Regions from separate parts of the Homo sapiens genome. Here region 1 is linked to region 2. A link is an interaction called in ENCODE POLR2A ChIA-PET data of the cell type or tissue named here. Cell type or tissue: GM12878. All regions are shown on one strand. Links, peaks and the distances in the headings refer to the core of each region. The heading gives the core; the rest is flanking DNA. Region 1 overlaps ABCC4 (ATP binding cassette subfamily C member 4 (PEL blood group)). Region 2 overlaps ABCC4 (ATP binding cassette subfamily C member 4 (PEL blood group)).

What was found. Peaks named below come from ENCODE experiments on the same cell type or tissue, not always from the same donor. Only the 100,000 strongest peaks of a DNase experiment are listed, where the experiment ranks them.
Region 1: POLR2A ChIA-PET joins it to region 2 with 5 read pairs; 6 of 35 experiments call an interaction of 5 or more read pairs at or near these places.

The regions. Positions count from the first base shown.
Region 1 is chr13:95,226,157-95,229,061 of GRCh38, forward strand. The region is part of intron 4 of ABCC4 (ATP binding cassette subfamily C member 4 (PEL blood group)); the gene reads right to left. Among named protein-coding and RNA genes, the nearest start is that of SNORD13G, 17 kb to the left of the region's middle. RefSeq lists a silencer at 439-733. In GM12878, for the core only: no CTCF peak of the experiment used is centred there; DNase peaks (open chromatin) are centred at 962 and 1,405; H3K4me3 peaks cover 1,764 bases; H3K27ac peaks cover 2,500 bases.
Region 2 is chr13:95,279,566-95,282,470 of GRCh38, forward strand. The region is part of intron 1 of ABCC4 (ATP binding cassette subfamily C member 4 (PEL blood group)); the gene reads right to left. It overlaps LOC124903192 (a long non-coding RNA gene), which reads left to right. Exons shown (of 2, transcript XR_007063838.1): 2 at 1-1,869. Among named protein-coding and RNA genes, the nearest start is that of ABCC4, 20 kb to the right of the region's middle. RefSeq lists an enhancer at 2,640-2,689. In GM12878, for the core only: no CTCF peak of the experiment used is centred there; a DNase peak (open chromatin) is centred at 1,505; H3K4me3 peaks cover 427 bases; H3K27ac peaks cover 2,296 bases.

The DNA.
Region 1 (2,905 bases), core at 257-2,756, 53 kb before region 2:
ATTACTTCATCTGGAATTCTAAGACCATGTCTTAGAATTCAAGATGCATAACCCAACAGTTTCCTGTAAAACTTGAAAAGCTGATTCTAAAGTCAATATGAAAATGCAAGAGACTTAGAATAGTCAAAACAATCATAAAAGAAAAACAGGTTGGGTAACTTTCACTATTTGATTTATAAAGCTATAGTAATTAAGATAATTTGCTATGAAGAAAGAATAGATTCTATCCATCTGACTACTAAAGTAAAACAAAGAAAATATAGATCAACAAAACAGAATAGAGGATCCAGAAAAAGATTCACACATAAATGGCCATCTAATCTACATTTTCTCCAACTTAATTCAATGGGGAAAGAGTAGTCTTCAACAAGTTGTTATCAGGAAACTGGCCCTGGGAAGCGAATGTGCTTCTCTTAAGATTTTACAGCTTAGAAAATGACAGCACTGAGATGTGAACTCAGGTCTGACTGCTCTGAGTCCATGATTGCTCTCAGAGTCCACACTCAATCTCTACCCTTGCCAATCTGCCACTAGAGGACTTCATGGAGTCTTCTACAAAGTGCCTGGACACCTGACTCAACACCCGGGCTCTCCTGCATATGAGATTCCCAGACCAGATGGTAGGACACTCGGGCTGATGAACAGCTACCATGCTTGAGGTTTATACCTACAAGTCCGAAGGAGTTATTCACCAATGAGGGGGATTAAACCCGCAACCCATATGCTATCTCTGTGAACTGGAAGGTCTTAGTTATAAAGCATAAAATTAAGCTGAACACATATTTGAGGCCTATTAGTATCACATAGGAGCTTTTAAAATTTCCCTAAAGCAATTAAATCAGAATGTTTAGGGGAAGAGTCCAGACACCAGTGGTATTTTAAAGATTTCCCCTCATGAATACAACAGAGAGCAGTTTGAGGAACCACTGAGCTAAAGCATTTTCTTCCAGTTTGCACCCACACCCCAGTGAAGCAAATACAATTATCAGATGATGGGACGCATCTGACACTCCTAAATCTCCAGCAGCAGAAATTTCCTCTTGGAAAAATCCAAACAAAACAAGTCCTCCCTCCTTAACTTGCTTTCTTAGCTCAAACTCCAAGCTATGGAAAGTTAACTTGGCTCCTCTTAAGCTATTCCCTAGCAAACTAGAAGACTGACAAATTGTCCCTTGATGAGATTAATGTCTCACAAAATGCCCAGGTACAATTCAAGTTCACATCAGAAGTAAAACCAAAAACTGTGGGGGAGAAAAGTTTTTGAAACAAAAATTTTAACGTATTATGGACAATGTAAGAAGCACTACTGGGTCATTCTAATTTTGTCAGAAACTTAGAAAATAACATTAGAAGAGGAAGTCCAACCAAAGTATCACATGTGTCCAGGGAGATAACTTCCACACACACCACACAGTTTCACTTTGACAACACTGTCAAGAGGCTCTCTACGAATCTTCAGAAAGGAAACCGATCTACAGACTAATAGACAAAAGATTAGTTTGAGCCATATGAAATTGCTAGTTTTGTAAAAAGGCCCAAAGGAGTTGAATATATGTAATTTCTTTTTTTTAAAGAAGAGTCTTGTTCTGTCACCCACGCTGGAGTGCGGTGGCACGGATCTCAGCTCACTGCAACCTCCACCTCCTGGGTTCAAGCAATTCTTGTGCCTCAGCCTCCCAAGTAGATGGGATCACAGGCGTGCACCACCATGCCAGGCTAATTTTTGTATTTTTAGTAGAGATGGGGTTTCACCATGTTGGTCAGGCTGGTCTCGAACTCCTGGCCTCAAGTGATCCACCCACCTTGGCCTCCCATAGTGTTGGGATTACAGGTGTGAGCCACTGCACCCGGCCCTGAATATCTGTAATTTCATACTATTCAGTCTAAATATAAAGCAATATACAGTCTACAGTGAAATAAAAATAGCTTTAAATAAAAACAAAAGTTCTGTTTTAAAACTAAGACCACAACACTGTATGGCTCAGTTGCTGACAAAATTTGCTATCAATTGTCTGTCCACATCCACTGAGAAAACCCAGAGGGAGACGGGGTGGGAAGACTGGGATGCAGCCAGAGAGCTACAGGTGGCTGCAATCTTCTCACCATCAGCGCATGACGGTGCATTTATTTTTTTTACTTCAGGTTCTACTTATTGCATAGGGCGGCAGACATGACTTGGGAAGGGTGCACAAGCCCAGCCTCTCTGTGCATTATGGGAGGGCACCTTCCACTTCCTACTCAGTCTGTGGTAGAGGAGGCTGTCTGCTGCTCTGACCACTGACCTAAAAATATACCTGCCCTGCAGCAATGCCAAGAAAAGAGAAGGAAAAGATCAAGGCCAGGCGCAGTGGCTCACACCTGTAATCCCAGCACTTTGAGAGGTCAATGTAGGCGCATTACCTGAGGTTTGGAGTTCGCGACCAGCCTGGCCAACATGGTGAAATGCCGTCTCTACTAAAAATACAAAAATGCACCACCATGCCTGTAATCCCAGCTACTTGGGAAGCTGAGGCATGGGAATCACTTGAACCCGGGAGGCGGAGGTTGCAGTGAACTAAGATCATGCCACTGTGCTCTAGCCTGGGCGACAGAGCAAGACTCTGTCTTGAAAAAAAAAAAAAAGCCAGGAGTGGTGGCTCACACCTGTAATCCTGGTACTTTGGGAGGCCAAGGCAGGAGGATCCCTTGAGCCCAGGAGTTCGAGACCAGCCTGGGCAACATAGGGAGACCCTGTCTCTTTAAAGAAAAAAAAAGGAAATGGTCAAGAGGAGAGGGTTCTCAAATGAAAAGATTAAAAGAAACAGGAATTCTTCCCCCAGAAAGATGAAGAGTACCTGATAATATGAACTCTGGATGGAGCATCCAAGAGAATATATACATGTATTCCTGGAGTATCCATATTCCC
Region 2 (2,905 bases), core at 231-2,730:
GGGCAGTACCTCTTATTCCAGAGAAGTGGGGAGCAGAGAGGAAGATGGAGTGGAAAGGGGCGAGGCAAGGCCCTCCTGAAATACCTCAACCCAAATCTTCAAGAAATCCCCAAGTCCTCACAGTGCTTTTTGTGGATTTTTGTGGAAACCGGTAAAAGGGGCTGATTTGCTGACCCCAGTGGGTAGAAAACAGAGACTGTCAAGAGAACAGAAGAGAAGGCAGAAAGGGGATGGGGAAGTGGGGTTCGCCATGTTCACGAGCTCCTGGAGCCACAGGGCCCCCCAGGAACAACAGAGCTGAGACTGGGTGGCCTTGTTTCTGGCCCAATTCCCTGGGACCACCACCCTGGAAGGACACTTGAGCCCTACTCAAGGACCCACCACAACATCTCAGCATTGTCGGTCCTTAAATGCCAAGGTTTGTGCTCACCATTTCCATCCTTAAGATTCTCACAGGGAAGAACCCACACAACAGCTTTGTCCCTGCGACTCTGGGTGAGTTTCTGACACTGGCCTGGGCTCCCGTTTTGCCCGTCACCAACTTCTCACAGTATAACTATCCAAGAGAAGTAGCATTTGATGTCAGGGAATCAAAAGGGCTAAGGCTCGGGAGGCCAAGGCAGGTGAATCACTTGTAATCAGGAGTTCGAGACCACCCTGACCAACATAGTGAAACCCCATCTCTACTAACAATACAAAAAATTAACCAGGTGTGGTGGCAGGTGCCTGTAATCCCAGCTACTCAGGAGGCTGAGGTAGGAGGATCACTTGAACCCAGGAGGCAGAGGTTGTGGTACGCCAAGATCATGACACTGCACTCCAGCCTGGGTGACAGAGTGAGACTCCATCTCAAAAAAAAAAAAAAAAAAGGCCTAAGGCTTACTCAGGGTCATCTATGGTTTGCCAAGCAGAGTTCAATCCAATCAACAAAACCCTCACTGCCCACTTTTCCAAAACCTGATATAGTCAGTCACTAGTAGCTGCCATTTGCTGTTTTGCCTTCTATTAAAAAAAAAAAAAAAAAAAAAACCATCCAATTCCCAGAAGTCAAAGGCAATTCCTTCCCTTTTCTGTGTCTGTGAGACGGCTCTCTGTGGGATTCCTTCCTGCTGCACCTCATCCTTCCTGGAAGGGACTCTCAGAAAATGTGCCTCCTCCTTACAGGAAAGGAATTCCTCCCGAGGAACTGTGGACATGAGGCAGCTTTGTGGAATTTCCCTTCCACAGACTTCAGCCTATTTTCTGGGCAAACTTAGCAGAAATGACCAAAATCCACTCGAGAGAGACAGCAACAAGGAGAGGGGAAGAGATCCTATTTTGGCTTCTTCAAATGGACCAATTTTCTCTTTAAAATATTTATTTTAAGGAAAAACAAGGACTACATTATATTTTAAAGGGGGAGAAGGAAGAGGATTTTGAGTTGCTAAGAGAACAGAGCCATCTCTTTTCTTTTAATACTGGATGCTAAGAACTTGCACAGGGTTTTCCCAAAAGCCAGATAGTTCAGGTAATTTGCATGTGGCTGTAAAAGAGAAAGTTCAGGCCAGGCACTGTGGCAACATGGTGAAACCCCATCTCTACTAAAAATACAAAAATTAGCTGGGTGTGGTGGTGCAAGCCTGTAATCCCAGCTACTTGGGAGGCTGAGGCAGGGGAATCACTTGAATCTGGGAGGTGGACGTTGCAGTGAGCCAAGATCACACCACTGCACTCCTGGGCGACAGAGACTCTCTCAAAAAAAAAAAAAAAAAAAAAAAAAGAGAGAGAGAAAGTTGAGAGCATAAGTCTGAGTGATTCTGCCTGAAAGAACAGAACAGCTTACACTGGACAGGCTTTTGCCCAAGACACACCTCATCTGGCATTGAGAAACGAACACCAACAATAATGAGTGACAGAATGTTAAGAACAATAATTATACAGACTTGGACCTCCCAGACTGCTTGTCTGTAGTAATTCAGAAGGAAGCAAAGTATTCTGAAGTGTTTATGAAGATTGGTTCCACATCTGAAGAATTTTAGTAATCTTACCCAAACTCAACCCAAGAAATATGAGGAAAAGAGGGAGTAGTTCTATAATAAGCAGGTGGAATAGAGGGTCAAACTCCTTGGCGAGTTCAGTCTAACAGAGGACACATTACTGCCCTACAAAGCAGCTCTGGAAAATGACAACCAGTGGCACTAACTCCAGGCAATATCTTTGTGAGGCTTGTGGGCTGTAATATAGTCTGCTCAGGCTGCCATAAAAAAAAAATCACAATCAGGCCAGGCACTATGGCTCACACCTGTAATCCCAGCACTTTGGGAGGCCAAGGAGGGCAGATCACCTGAGGTTAGGAGTTCGAGACCAGGCTGGCCAACATGGCAAAACCCCGTCTCTACTAAAAATACAAAAATTACCCGGATGTGGTAGCACGCACCGGTAGTCCCAGCTACTCGTCAGGCTGAGGCAGGAGAATTGCTTGAACCTGGGAGGGGTGGAGGTTGCAGTGGGCTGAGATCACACCACTGTACTCCAGCCTGGACAACAGAGCCACTGCACTCCAGCCTGGGCAACAGAGAGAGACTCCATCTTAAAAAAAAAAAAAAAAAATCCCCGTCTTCAAATACAATCACATTCTGAAGTACTAGAGATCAGGACTCCAACATGCGAACTTTGGGGGGACATAATTCAGCCCGTAATATGGGTGATAAAGGAGCAGGTCCAGACTTAGAGAAACAAGGACTCCCTGGGTCAAGCTCTGGAAGTGAAAGGCTTCTTCAAAGACAGGAAAGTCCCACTGAAGGTGGCTTTGGAAGTGCACCCTTGCAGCACAGCAACCTTCTTGATTTGCTCAAGAGCAGGGGTTCTGACAGGTCTCAAAGCACTTTGTTTAATGAAACAGAATCGAAAATACCAGTGTGTCACA